Regions from separate parts of the Homo sapiens genome. Here region 2 is linked to region 1. The links are chromatin contacts, found by Hi-C or POLR2A ChIA-PET in ENCODE. All regions are on one chromosome and are shown on one strand. The core of a region is the stretch at or near the end of the contact, and the rest is flanking DNA. Distances in the headings are between cores, read along the strand shown.

Region 1 (7,210 bases), core at 2,091-4,590:
ACGTTTTCTTCTATTATCTGTAGGGAAACATATTTTACATTTAAATCTTTCATCTCTGGAATTTTCTGTGGTGTTCTGAATGAAGCATAGATTCAATTTATCTTTACACCAATATATATATCCTCGATCATGTGATATCTATCATAAAATAGCTTTCTGTCTAGCCATATACAATGTTTATGGAGGGAAGAACAAAATCTAACAAAATTAGACACTTTTTTTTTTCTAACAGAGTCTTGCTCTGTTGTCCAGGCCGGAGTGCAGTGGTGCGATCTCGGTTCACTGAAACCTCCACCTCCCGGGTTCAAGTGATCCTCCCACCTCAGCCTCCCAAGTAGATGGGATTATAGGTATGCACCACCATGCCTGGCTAATTTTTGTATTTTTTGTAGAGAAGGGGTTTTGCCATGTTCCCCAGTCTGGTCTTGAACTCCTGAGCTCAAGTGATCCTCCCACCTCAGGCTCCCAAAGTGCTGGGATTTACAGGCATGAGCCACTGCACCTGGCCTAATTTACACTTTTATTTGTCAATCCCATTATTGGTAATCTGTCCTACTGATACACCTGCCCACATATGAAATGACATACATTCAAATTTATTCATTGTGACATTATTTGTAATAGCAGAAGTGACAGGTACAAGTGAATAGACCCCTGAGCTGTCTTTGAATGTAGAGTTCATGGAACTTCATGGATTAAGGAAGGGGAGCAGTGAGAAAGAAAAAACAAACAGCTTTCAGACTTCCTACTTGAGGAACAGGCATATGGTACTGACATATATTGAAATACAGGACACTAAAAGAAAAACAACATTGTTTGGGAAGATAATAAATGCTGTGTCACACATCACAGTCAGTAGAGTGATACAAAGGACTATTGTTCAATGAAGACATCTGAACTAGTAATATTAATTTAGTATATGTTGGCAACTGTGTGATATTTTAAGCTATAAAAGTGGATAAAATGCCCTAGGGAAAGAGTGTAGATTCCAAAGGACAAGACCTAGAACAGAAAACCAAGAGACACCAGCATTTAAGAGTGCAGGAAAAAGTAGTCAAACTCATAGAAGCAGAAAATAGAATGGTGGTTGCCAGGTGACGGAGGTTAGGGGAAACAGGGATTTGCTGTTTAATGGATATAAAAGTTTGGTTATGGAAACTGAAAGTTCTAGAGATCTGCTATATGACATTGTGCTTATAATTAACAATACGATACACTTAGAAATGTGTTAGGAGGGTAGATCTCATGTTATGTCATTTTTACCAAACCAAAAAAAGACAACAGAAAAAGAAGAAAAAGACAAGACGCTAGGTAGGGAGTCAGACCCTGAGTGGTCAGAAAGATTAAAAAAAAAGGCGGGGGGGAGTGAATGTCAAGAATAAGGGCAAAAGCTACAAGGTGGAACCATATAAAGAATGAGTCATTTGGATTTAGCACAGGAGAGCCAGTGATCTTAGAAGGTTTATTAGTGGTTAGCAGAAGACAGAGTTCAAGTGGCTAAGCCAGGTGTGGTCTGAAGAAACATTAAGAAGTGAGGAAAAGCTGATTTGTGGAATGGTGAAGGATTACTTGGGTATATGGGAAGGAAGGAAGGTAAAGGATCCTACCCTCCTACCAAAGATATTTCTCCCCCCTTTTTGAGACAGGATTTCGCTCTGTCACCAAGGCTGGGATGCAGTGGCATGACCAGGGCTCACTGCAGCCTGGACCTCCCAAGCTCAAGCAATCCTCCCACCTTAGCCTCTCTCCAGTGACTTGGACCACAGGCGCGCACCCCATGCCCAGCTACAATCATTCTTACTTAATAATTTCTTACACTTAGTATTTACGCATTTCTCACACTTGAGACTCACAACCACAACAGCCACGTGAGGTTGGCAGGGCTTTGCACAGATGTGCACAGAGCAAAAACCAGCAGAATGAGAGTGTAGGCAGGGCCAGCATACTTCCTACCCCACTCCCCGCCTATCAAACTCCGAAGCTAAGGAAGAACAAGGAATGGAAATTCAATTTCAGTGTATTCAGTGATACCCCACCTCCTCCTAAACAGAATCTGAGATAACACACAGAAAGCTCTCTCTGCAGGTATATGCAGAGCAATGCCACGCATTGCCAGCGTCTGTGCATGCCTTTTCCTTTAAAGAATGGCCGGTGGTTTTAAAAGAAATTGCAATTTTATTAGGAGTCTAATGAAAATTTATTTCTTACTCATCAACATATGTTCTGACCGTTATTTATTCCATTCTTGGTTTCCTCATCTGTAAAATGTTAACTGCTGTGTACTTGGCCCTTTCTATGTTATTAATATGCCCTGAGAATTCAGTTAAGGGTTTGAAGTCCATTGAGCTCCTCGAGAAAGACATTCTAATAACAGTAACAATTACCAATTCATGATTGTAAAATGTGGAACTCTACTGCGAAGTGAGAGCGGAAGAGAAGGGGAAATTATACGAATATTTCAGCCCCCAGTTCACTTCTCCCAGAAGGAATTAGCCTTCCGGGTTCCTCCCTTTGTCCTTCAAGATTGATTGGCGCCCAACGCCTTCTGCTTAAGACAAGGAGCACTTTTCCACACCTGTCGATTTTTTTCCTCTTCCAGGGAGCCAGGAAAAGTCCAATCGGACTTTTTATATCCCCAATTCCCCAGACGCTGCTCCCGGCATTGGCTTTTTGCGTCTTCAGGCTCCCCAACGAGATCCCATCGGTCAAGCCTGGGAAAGGGGCTGTCCCGCCCCAAATAAGGCCAACCACTTAGGCTCCCAGCTCTGGGAAGGGGTAGGGTCATTGCTGTAGTGCTCTTTAAAGAAAGAAAGAACCTGGGGCAAGGGGCGGTGGCGCGGGGGGCGGGTGGTGAGCAGAAAAATCGAGTCGCCTCTGGGGACAAGAAATCAGAAAGACCCTTCCTTCCTCCGAAGATTTAGGGAACTGAAGCCTCGCACGTTAAGAAACCACTGAAACTGTACAAATGCTCACCTAGGGCTCGCCGGTCGACAGTCCTCAGGAGCAAAGGGTCAAGATCCCCTCCCCCACCCGCCACTTCCCCCCGCCCTTCTCTCAGAGTAAACAATTCCCAGAAAGGCGAGCAGTTCCCTTTTTCACCCAAGGACACTCGCTCTCCGTCCCGGCCGCCCAGCGGTTCCCCTTTCCGTGGCCTGGGCAGGCGCTGAGGCACAGGGAGCCGCACGTTCCCGAGGCACAGGGAGCCGCACGTTCCCGAGGCACAGGGAGCCGCACGTTCCCGGGGAAGGTGCCAGAGGCCAGCTGGACGGCCCCGGCGCACTCCCGCCCCGGCGCACTCCCGCCCCGGCGCACTCCGACCCCGGCGCACTCCCGCCCCGGCGCACCCTGCTCCCCGGCGCGTACCCAGGGGCCACGATTTTGGCTGGGCGAAAGCGGCCCGCTCCCGCCTCTCCTTGAGTGCGCTGATTACATCTACCGGAGACACCTTCCCTTCCCTTGGGGATCCCAACTCTCAGGTCGCGATCCTCTTCCTATCTGCCCTCCCCCACCCCCGCCAACTCCATTTTCTAGCCACCCAGAGGCCCCTTCACCCCAGCTTTTCCCGCCACCCCCACCTATCCCCGTTCCCCTAGTTTTCCTCTGCACCCTAGGCGATCGCCCCCTTCCCCGGAGCGGTGGCCGCGGCTACACTCACCGCGAGGGTCAGCAGGAGCAGCCGGCAGAGGGCTCCGTTCCAGGAGCCGGAGGGGCGGGCTGCCTCCATGGAGAGGGCTCGGGGCAGGTCGCGGGCCGAGCGTCGGGCCGGGGTAGGAGGGCTCCGCGGGGCGAGGGCCGCGGCCGGAGCGCAGTCTGGGCCCGCTGCTCAGGAGGAGCGCGAGGCGGAGGAGGTGGGGCGCGCGGAGAGGTGCTTTTCTTAGCTTCTCTGAAGCGCCTGCCTCTCATCCAAGGGGCTTTTCCTTTGGCGGAGGGAGGGGCTCCAGACGCGTCCAAAAGACACCGATCGGCCCCTCCTTGTTGTCTATTTAAGACTTAAGACTTCATTTCTCTAAGAAAGCCACGGGTGGGAACTCCCTCTCGCCGCCACCCTTTTACCTGCGCAAGGTGTTTCTCACCAGCGGACGCCACCTATAAGGCCCATCTCCCCCACCACGCCCCGGTGTCCGCTCCGCCAGGCGAGATTAACAGCCGGCCCTGCCCAGCAGAAGCCCTGACTGCACAAAGACTCACTCCTGAGTGCGCGGTCGGCCCCGGCTCCGCCCTGCCCGCTGCCCTCGGCGACGGCCGTGGTCCCTGCCCTGGGGTCAATTACAGAGCGAGGTCTGAGCCGCAGAGGCTGGGTTTTAGGTCACAGCTGCCTGAGGCCCACCTGACAGAAAGTTGACTCCAGGGAGACTGTTACACACTCTACTGGAGTGAATTTCCTACACACACCCACAAGCAGTTCAGACATCATAGTCATCTGAGGCACCATTCTTTGGGGTCTTGTGTTTTTAGGAATTTACTGGCATGACAATGATACAAGACAATCGCCATAATTTAGAGACAAAAATACATATATACATACATACGTACGTAAAGTTAGGGAATCAAGGCGACTGCAAAATAATAAAATCGAGGGTGAGTTACTATAAGAAATGCATCCATTGAGGTCCTAGTCGTGGGCTACATGTGGTTACTGATTTTCTCCAAGAACATCCCTGGTCACAAATAGAGTTATAACTTATTTCCTATACCGGACTCCTGAACATCCAGTGGAGAGTTCTCACCTTCTTTACTACCATCAAAACCAGAGTTCATGGTGAGAAATGAATAAGAATGGGATAATTTACATTTTTATTTGAAGTGCACTTAAACTAAATGAATTATTGCAGCACACAATCTGGAAGATTAAGATATAAATGCTGTTTCTTTTAGCTCTTCAGAAAGCAATGACAAGGCATCTGACTCATCCTCCTGCACCTCTTTTCAATTACTGACTTAAACCAGGTAAGCCTGACCACAAAAGAGAAACTTGTCTGCTCCCTTTTATTTGGTTTAAGTTTCCTCAGGGATGTCCTGAGAATCCTATGTGAAAAGCCAACCCTGACACTCACACCATTTCGATTCTTGAAAATGTTCACCATCTTAACACCATTGTATGCCGAGCCAGAATTACTGCAATACTGAGTGTATATTTAAATTAAAAATTAATGTCAAACAGCGCATGCCTTACATTCTCTGTGTCTGTGCTATGCTCATGCCCTATTTTATTAACGAATGCCACTAATGAGCTGTTCTGTCTCCATATCCATAAAATTATCATTGACCCTTTGCTAGTAAAATAAGCCTGAGTCATCAGCATGAGACTATAATTGACATCCTTCCGTTTCCATATTTTTTAACACTCATAGTTTTCCATCAATGATACCATAAGCACACCTCATCCTATTAAAGATGACATCATGGTCTCTAGCATGAAGCTTTTCAGAGGACAAAAAGAAAGCTATAAGCGTTTCAGGTTCTGGAGATCTACTCAGACTATCATCACAGGCTTTGACTATAGGACATTTCCAAACTCTTGCCTACTCTTTACCCTCTGATGCCTTAAGGGCAGCTCATGTTTTTCCTCATTCCAGGAAAGGGCGGAAGAGCAATTTGACTAGAATTCATCTTAGATATTTATTTTCCTCTTTCACATTAATTGATAGAGGCTATTAAAATGGTGATTTGTTTGTTTTATTCCAAAAAAAACTTTCAACAAAAGAATGGAATATAAAGTACTTTCTCTGAGCAAGTACCCAATTTATTTAATGTATTTAGGTTAGGCTATATGGTCACTGAAATAGATCCCTCTAAAACATAGGTTTGAAACAAAGGGCATATATTTAAAAAAAAAATGGAATGTGAGTAGATGTGATCTTTTTTTAAAAGAATGACTTTTGCTTATGAATATGATTCTGCTGCATGAACTAGTTTCCCAATAAAAATATACTTTTTATAGTAAAAAGTACACCAGACCGAAAGTAAGAAGCAACTTCTTTTGTGTTGCTTAAGTAATCTCTCAGGTCTCAACACTCCCATTTGTCCATCTGTTAAGTAAGATAATCAATAATAATAAGGTAATACTGGAGGCTATCTATGGTACTTTCTACATCTAAAATTAAACTATTTAGACTGCTTATGACAGATTTTTGAGAAGCTTGGCTGGAAATGGATGTTCATTTCAGAGATAACATAGAAAGTCAGGGCCAGAGCAATCCTTAAAGAAGTGAACAATTTGCAATCCAAAGCCCACAGGCCAAATCTATCCAGCCTAGCTTCACAATTTTCTAATATCAGAGGCCAGAAACTATTAAGGGCAGCAACAACCAAAAAAATCCCACTTACTCACTGATGAGCAAATAGAGACAGCTCTGCATGAGCTTTGTGAATCCTGCCAGTTCCTCCCCTGCCAGCACCAGAGGATGAGTGATCCACAGGGACAGATGTCATCTTCAGGACGAAACCATCTCGGCATGGCATATGACATAGAATGGAATTCAAAAGCAAGGGAAACACAAACCTAACAGGCAAAAAGCAAGATTAAAGGACATTGTCTAGTTGCTTCATAGGTTGGAGCAGAAAGGGAAACATCTGCTAATCACCGTAAAATAAGCACAATTTTTTAACCTCTCAGAGCTGTTGCAAGAATTAAATGATATCAAGGCACTCAGAAGAAAGCCTGGCACATTCTAAGTGCTCCCTCAGTGTCAGTTATTGTGGACATCCATCTTCCTCGCCATTGTACGACCACATCTCTCTGATCCATTCACTTCCTCCTCATGACAGCTCCCTATTTCCTGTCCTTCCAGTACCTCTCCTCAGAGAGTTCTCTGTCCTGGTCTAGGGCTGAACCCTAGTGCTAATTCATTCACCTTCAACCCCCTCTCTTCAACACTAACCCCAGATCTTGTCTGGCATAAATGAGTTAACAATGCAATACTAAAATGAGCTGTGCAGTTTGAGTCAGCTGTGTACTTTCTGAAAATTTGAAACAATTGTTTAAAAAGAATCCTTCTCAATTTAAGAAAAAGTTTTAAAATTCTGTGTTTTCCGACAAATGCTATCTTTACTTTTTAATTCTATGTATATTTCTTTGAATTTCACTTTTAAAAATTGATCTCAGTGAAACATAGTATGCTAATCAAGTTCAATTTCTATTACATTTCAAAGTTTGTTTTTTTTTTTTTTTTTTGAGACGGAGTCTCGCTCTGTCACCCAGGCTGGTGTG
Region 2 (6,338 bases), core at 2,212-4,711, 330 kb after region 1:
TATTTAACAAGGAGGCACTGACTGGGTGATGACTTTGATATCAGTGTGGCATGAGCCACCATATGTAGAGAACATGAAACTAGATAGGAATTATTAAAAAAAAAAAAAAGAGTAAAAAACAAGTATTTACTAGTATGTGTCTAGCACTAGGCTAATTGTTTCTCAAAATTTTTCTTATTTAATGCATCTTATGATCTTTCTTTTATAGTTGAAGAAAATTGAAAAGAAAAACTATAAGGAAATCACCGTGAACCAATTCCAGTGCTCATTCATTTATTCATTAAATGTTTTTTGAGCATTTTCATTATTTGCATATGAGCTAAGGGCTAGGTATAGAAACGTGAATTAGGGTCCTTACCATCAAGGACCTCAGTCAGATTCAGGAAGAAGTAAAGGGTTGAAATACAGTATGAGATACAGTTATACAAGGGGGTATGAATGAGTGTTAAGGGAGAAGAGAAGAGGGGCCTAGCATTAATGAGCTGGGAAAGGCTTCCCATAAGAAATGAACTTTGAGCCAAGCCTGGAAGGAACCACAGGAAACAGCCAGATGAAGAAATGAGAAGAGCATTCCAGGCCAATAGGATGGAATTGGAGACAAGGAGAGAAACAGGGAAGATGGAGAAAGACTGGCTCCTCTGACAGCTGGAAGCAGCTGGTAACGCTGAAGAATAAAGGCAGATCATCACAAGACAGGAAGGAGTCAGAAACCTGGAAATCAATGACATGTTAAGGAATTTCCATTTTAATCTGAAAGTTAAATCTGAAAGAGAACCATTGAATATGCCTAAAGGAGAACAGTGAATTTGAAATCGCTCGTGAAGTTTGCCTTGGCATGCATAGGAGGAGAATGAAGCAGTTGATGAGAAGACCAGCAAGGAGTTGTTTCAATGAACCAAGGCAGTGAAGAAATAACATGCGTTCCATCTACACATCTTAACCCTTGGGATAACTGAATAATTAGCTGCCCACATCACAAAATCGTAGTATAATTGTGCATTTCACATCATCAGCAAATGGTGGTAACGAGTGATGCCGGCTATATCCCAAAGGTGGCGCTGTAACCTAAAAGCACGGAGCCCAGGAAATGCCCTGCAAACTCTAAGGGTCTCTCTGTAGGACTATGTGCTGAAGGAGCTGACTCAGACATAGTCCTCCACCTCAAGAAAAATATGCCTTCTACATTTATAAGGAATAGAAATAAAATGAAAAGAAAAACTCAGTGTTAAGATGTCAAGGTTTTTTTTTTTTTTTTGCTCTTAGTGCAGGATGATTATTTTCCCAGTATAAAATTAACATGTGCTCATTGTAGAAAATTTAGAAAATGTAAAAATATAAAAGAAAATGAAAATAATTTCCCATTACCCAGAGACAACAACTAACACCATGATAATTCTCCTCGACTAATGCTAACACAGCTCTACCCTTCAACTGATAGGTAAGGCCTAGAAACCCAAATCTGTGACTGAAATTTAGTCTTTCTCTAATACCCATATTCATTGCATACATTATTTTTTTAGTTGAGATTATCCTATATAAAAGCCTGTACCTGCATTTTACGCTTAATATTCTTCATAAAATAATTAAAGAGATATTTCATCCCATGAAATGACACTGAGGTTTCCTCTACTCCTTTAATATTATAAGTGATTGTGTGATTAATATCTTTGTGCATAGAGCTTAACATGCACTTTACATTATTTCCATTAGAATTGAAGTTTTGGGGTCAATGACTATGCACATGTTTTAAAATCTGTATATTACAACACACTGTTAACAAGACAGTCCTTGATGTTAGTGAAGACACCTTATACACCAAAGTACAATAATCATAGCTATAAATTTTTTTATATCTCTGGAGTTCTAGTTTTCCTCCCAGTTCTGAGTCTGTGAGTCCAATAGATATCATTATGAAACTTACATTTGTTTATAAGGATGCCAGCATTATAAAGGCATATTTAAATAGATAACCTCTGCTATCAGGGGTTAGGTTGTGCCAGTTGTTTTTGATGGCCATAAAACTTACTTGGTTTTTGGACTGAAGACAATATAGGCTTTGCTATCTACAATGTGTCCAGCCCCTATCTATATATAGTATAGTCCTAGAACCAAAGTTATAGGACATAATTTTCTAAGAAAGAACCATATTACATCTAACAATTTGAACACTGAAGAACTCTCTCCTCCAAGAAAATAGGCATGAGAAGGCCTGAACCACAATGCCACAACAGAATCTCCCAGGTATTACCTGTGGGCTGATTGATAGAACTCGGAAGACAGCTATCAATAAGTATCCTTAGATTTAAATACACGTTTTAGAGGAAAAAAATATTCCCAGCTTAGTCCTTCAGTGCAAATGAGAACAAGAAAAAAAGAAAAATATATATATTCCCAGCAAAGAGGACATGATCTGACATGATAATGGTGGATCTTATCCTGAGATGGCACTTATTACTTATCTTCATTCCTAATTTCAAACAACTGAAGATTTTTACACTGTCCAGAATACATTACACTATGACTAATCTTTCACAATTTGTGGATTTCATGTACTAGCCTGCTCCTTGTTATTTTCTATTTCCATAGTTTCTATTTCCACCCCTCTCTTTGCCTCCCTTAATTTAGGGAATGTATATGCTCTGCCTCACCTGCACTGTGATGTTGGCAAGAAAGAAGGTACTGTGACAACTGACATTTTAACTCAGATAAAATGTCTTGTTTTATCCCTTGGACAGGATGGAAGACCTGGACATGTGAGGGAACATTCCGTTTATATAGTAATCACTTTCATAACAGTTACAAGCTGGATGCAAACTCCCCCAAACAAATGTCGCAAGCTAATAAGAGTCACTAACTTTTTCTGATGGCTGTTATCTATTCATACAGCAGCATAATCTTCACAGCATGATTAGAATCCTTTACCAAAGACTCAGAATGCCTCCACCAACTACTGAAATCTAGTAGTACTTGAGGACCAAGCCACAGAGCAAGCGCTAAAAAAAAAGTTAACTAGAACCTTACCACTTTTTCACGCACCCCAATTTCATAAAATGTATCAGTAAAAAAAAACAATTATCTAAAGAAAAAAAAAGTAAAGAAAAATTATTTATCACATAGGTAACTTGGTGTCAACTAGGTAACTGATCTATTTTAATTTAGGAAGTTAGTGTCTTCCTTCCTCAATTTTCAGATTTTCTGAGGGGAGGCTCAAAAGGCTCGAGAGGCTCTCTACAAGGAGAAAGCAAGCCAGAGAATCTGAAAAAGTGAGCAATTCGCTAGCAGAATAAGACAGAACAGTACACCTACCCTCTATTAACTCCAGCCTCTCCCAGTCTCTCTCCAAGGCATCAGCTCTTTTCTGCCCTGCATCACAGGCTACCTCCAAAAACAAAGTCCAGAGCATCAGTACGGCACTGGGCTTCCCCGATTCCTCCCTCCACACTCTTCTCTCCCCTAAAGGGCAAAAGGAGGGGATAAAGAGAAAAGACCACAGATAATCTCACTGGCTTGGGAATTATGGTTTCCGTGGAATAAAAAGGAGTGTTCTTTCTCTGAAGATGAGGGTGTGTTCATTTCACTGCATGTTTTGGCAAAGTACTTGTCAAGCATCCTTAGCTAAGACAGAAAAGCATGTAGCTTAACAAGAAAAAAGGCTGAGAAATGAAATCTGAAGTTGAAACCACTAAGCTCCATGACAGGCAGACAGATTAGCAGTGACTACTTGAAAGAGAAAACATCCATCAATTTGCCAACAAGAAAATCTGGTCAAAATAAGGAAATGCTTTCTCGTGAGTCCTGAAATTTGAAACAATTGGTGACTCTAAGGGTTGGGTGCGTGATTAATAGCAACCATACCTCCTGAATTTTCAGGGCAGGTTCATAATTATTATCACCACCCCTCTCAGGCTTAACTTAAAATCATCTACCTGTTGTCCTCTTATGTATACATTCTTGTTACATTAAATTGAGTTTTAGAAAATACAATCACCGTAATGGGCATTCATTAAATATTTGTCAATTTTGCATAACCAATCAGTCATGTATAATCCTTCACAGCATGAATCGAATTAGTTCCTTTCTTTCTATGCCTGTTGGCACACCCTGATCCAAAATTATACCATTATCTCATCTATCTCTATGTCTCTAGGTCAGACTGTGCTCAGTACATGTTAGGCACTAATACATGCCTATAAAATGAATATTTGTTGAGTTATCCTTCTTCAGTCACTTCTTAACACTTTTACCAAAATCATCTCTTCTATTAGCTGTAGATTATGGGAAAAAATCTATCTTTTAAAAAAAGAAATTATAAAGAGATATGTTTTTAACCTTTCAGGGGTAAAATATTAGATGCTTCAGCTTCTTGCAAACAAGGCTTGCAGCTTTGCATGACTGGATTGAGAATTCTATTCATATTTGGGTCCAATTCTTGCATAAGACACATAAAATCTGTTCTCATTTCTTTTCTTATTTATAAAATTAAAGAATTTGACCAAATCTGTGTTTTTCAAACTGTTAGTCACACCTCCAATGATGGGTCATAAAGTCAATTTAGTATGCCTATCTAGACATTTTTAATGAAATTAAATAAAATATTTAAAAATCAGAATACATCACACAAAGTAAGAGTAAGTATTGCCTTAAAAAATTTGTTTCGTTTCTGTACATGTGTCTGTGTATGTGTGTGTGTACTGGTTGGTGGCATAACTATGTTTTTGACCATGAGTTGTGGTTAAAAGAAATTTGAAAGCCACTAGACTAGTTCATTTTAAGTTTCCTCAGGCTCTCAAATGCTTGAATTCTATGAGTAAGTTGAGAGAGATATAGGAAGGGTTTTAGTGCTAGGAAGAGGGAAACTAGAGCAATAGACACAAGGCAGTATCCCCTGGAGCAGAAAAAATGCTGTGCATGTGAGAGATACCATCAGTACACTCCATATTATTCACATCACAGGAAGATAAGCACTGGGTAGGTCCTTTCTACAGAACACCTCTTCCGGAAAAGCACTGGGAAAATAAGAAAGTCATTAAATCCCTAGATTGCAAGAGAAGAATTTGTAAAAATGAGTACTCAATGATCCTCACCTACTCTAGGCCCATTGTAATCGTTACTAAGGAGAGGCAGTTTATCTACATAGAAAGAAGGCTGTGGTTGTAGGTGCATTATATTTCTTCATTCATTTAAATGAAGCCTAGAAAACCCCACTTTTGACTGTCTTTGCTTTGATCTTCAACTTTTGAAATATAAAACTAGACCGCATCTTGTAGATGTTGATACATGTGCCCCTTATCTACTAGCACTTTGTCCTCAACACTGGCAGGCCATGCAAGGGTAGACCAGTCCCTTATCCCTCTGGACTTCATGGTCATCACCTTCAAAAAGTGAGTTTCTTGGGCAACATAATCTCTGGGTGTTAAATTGCCCAGTTGTCACCTATTCCTATTTAGCAAGATAATCCCTGTTGGATAAAATATCTTTCCTAAATGAGAGGGACCTGAGGATTCCAGGCATTTTGTTCAAGAAGAAATCAGTCCTAAAGGATCCTCTTTGTGAGTAAAGCCACAGGTATGCAATACCCAGAATGTTTTGTAGTCAATTGAGAAAACTGGACAAAGCCCCTTGGACAGCAATGAACAATTGTTCCCTGAGGGACAACTTTTCTAAAAGGAACTCCAGAATTCTTTGGGATTTTGTGTTAACCTCACCTCTTTCCCTGTGCTGCCCTTCTTGATGGGCTGAAAGAGAAGGGGATGCTCACATCTTTGTCAGGACATCCATCCCCCTGATCGATGGATGATGATAGATGATAGATGGATCAGGGGGATGATAGATGGATCAGGCGGTGGTCACGTTTCCCCCCAACACACAGTAGTTTGCTTTTCTTCAAGCTCGTGCACAGCGGATTTGAATTAAATCTAAATGAACATCAAGCAATTTAATTAGCTGATTTTTTAAGAGTGAGAAAAAGTTATTTGGAGACATTTACATTTTTAAGAGAAAATACAAAACACAAAATTTTCCTCTGATAAAAAGATTGATATAAGCTTCAGATCCTCATTCTGCCCAGAGGTAATGAGAAAGAGTGAAAAGGCAAAGGAGGAAGGTAATGGAAAAAACACAGAAAGAGAAGAATAGATAGGCAGAGAGGGAAAAAAATGAAACAGCAGGAAGGAAAAATGAGGGAACAAGAGACAGTAGAAAGCCGGGAAAGAGTAGGCTGGGTCCAGAAAGACAGGAAGAAGGGCACACCCTGAAAGGTGATTAGAAGCCAGCCCCTCCCACCCAGCCCAAGGCAGAGCAGAGGGAGAGTCCGCCTTCTAGAATACAGTCATTTCCTG

The links. A loop is a pair of places that touch in the nucleus more often than their neighbours do. ChIA-PET counts read pairs that join two places held with the same protein, here RNA polymerase II (POLR2A). Pooled maps may share reads with other maps.
Region 2: a map of mammary epithelial cell shows a loop between it and region 1 (2.5-fold over the local background). The contact joins the promoter of DSG1-AS1 here to the promoter of DSCAS in region 1. A Hi-C loop is called at or near these places in 4 of 168 maps with a recorded cell type or tissue (Calu3, MCF 10A, colonic mucosa and 1 more) and 1 of 50 pooled maps. POLR2A ChIA-PET finds 5 or more read pairs at or near these places in 1 of 52 experiments (MCF 10A).

Annotation. Positions count from the first base shown.
Region 1 is chr18:31,098,248-31,105,457 of GRCh38, forward strand. DSCAS (DSC1/DSC2 antisense RNA) reads left to right here and starts at 3,341. Exons shown (of 4, transcript NR_110785.1): 1 at 3,341-3,476; 2 at 4,876-4,947. It overlaps DSC2 (desmocollin 2), which reads right to left and starts at 4,174. Exons shown (of 16, transcript NM_024422.6): 1 at 3,656-4,174. The coding sequence starts at 3,724.
Region 2 is chr18:31,423,527-31,429,864 of GRCh38, forward strand. DSG1-AS1 (DSG1 antisense RNA 1) reads right to left here and starts at 3,462. Exons shown (of 4, transcript NR_110788.1): 1 at 3,307-3,462.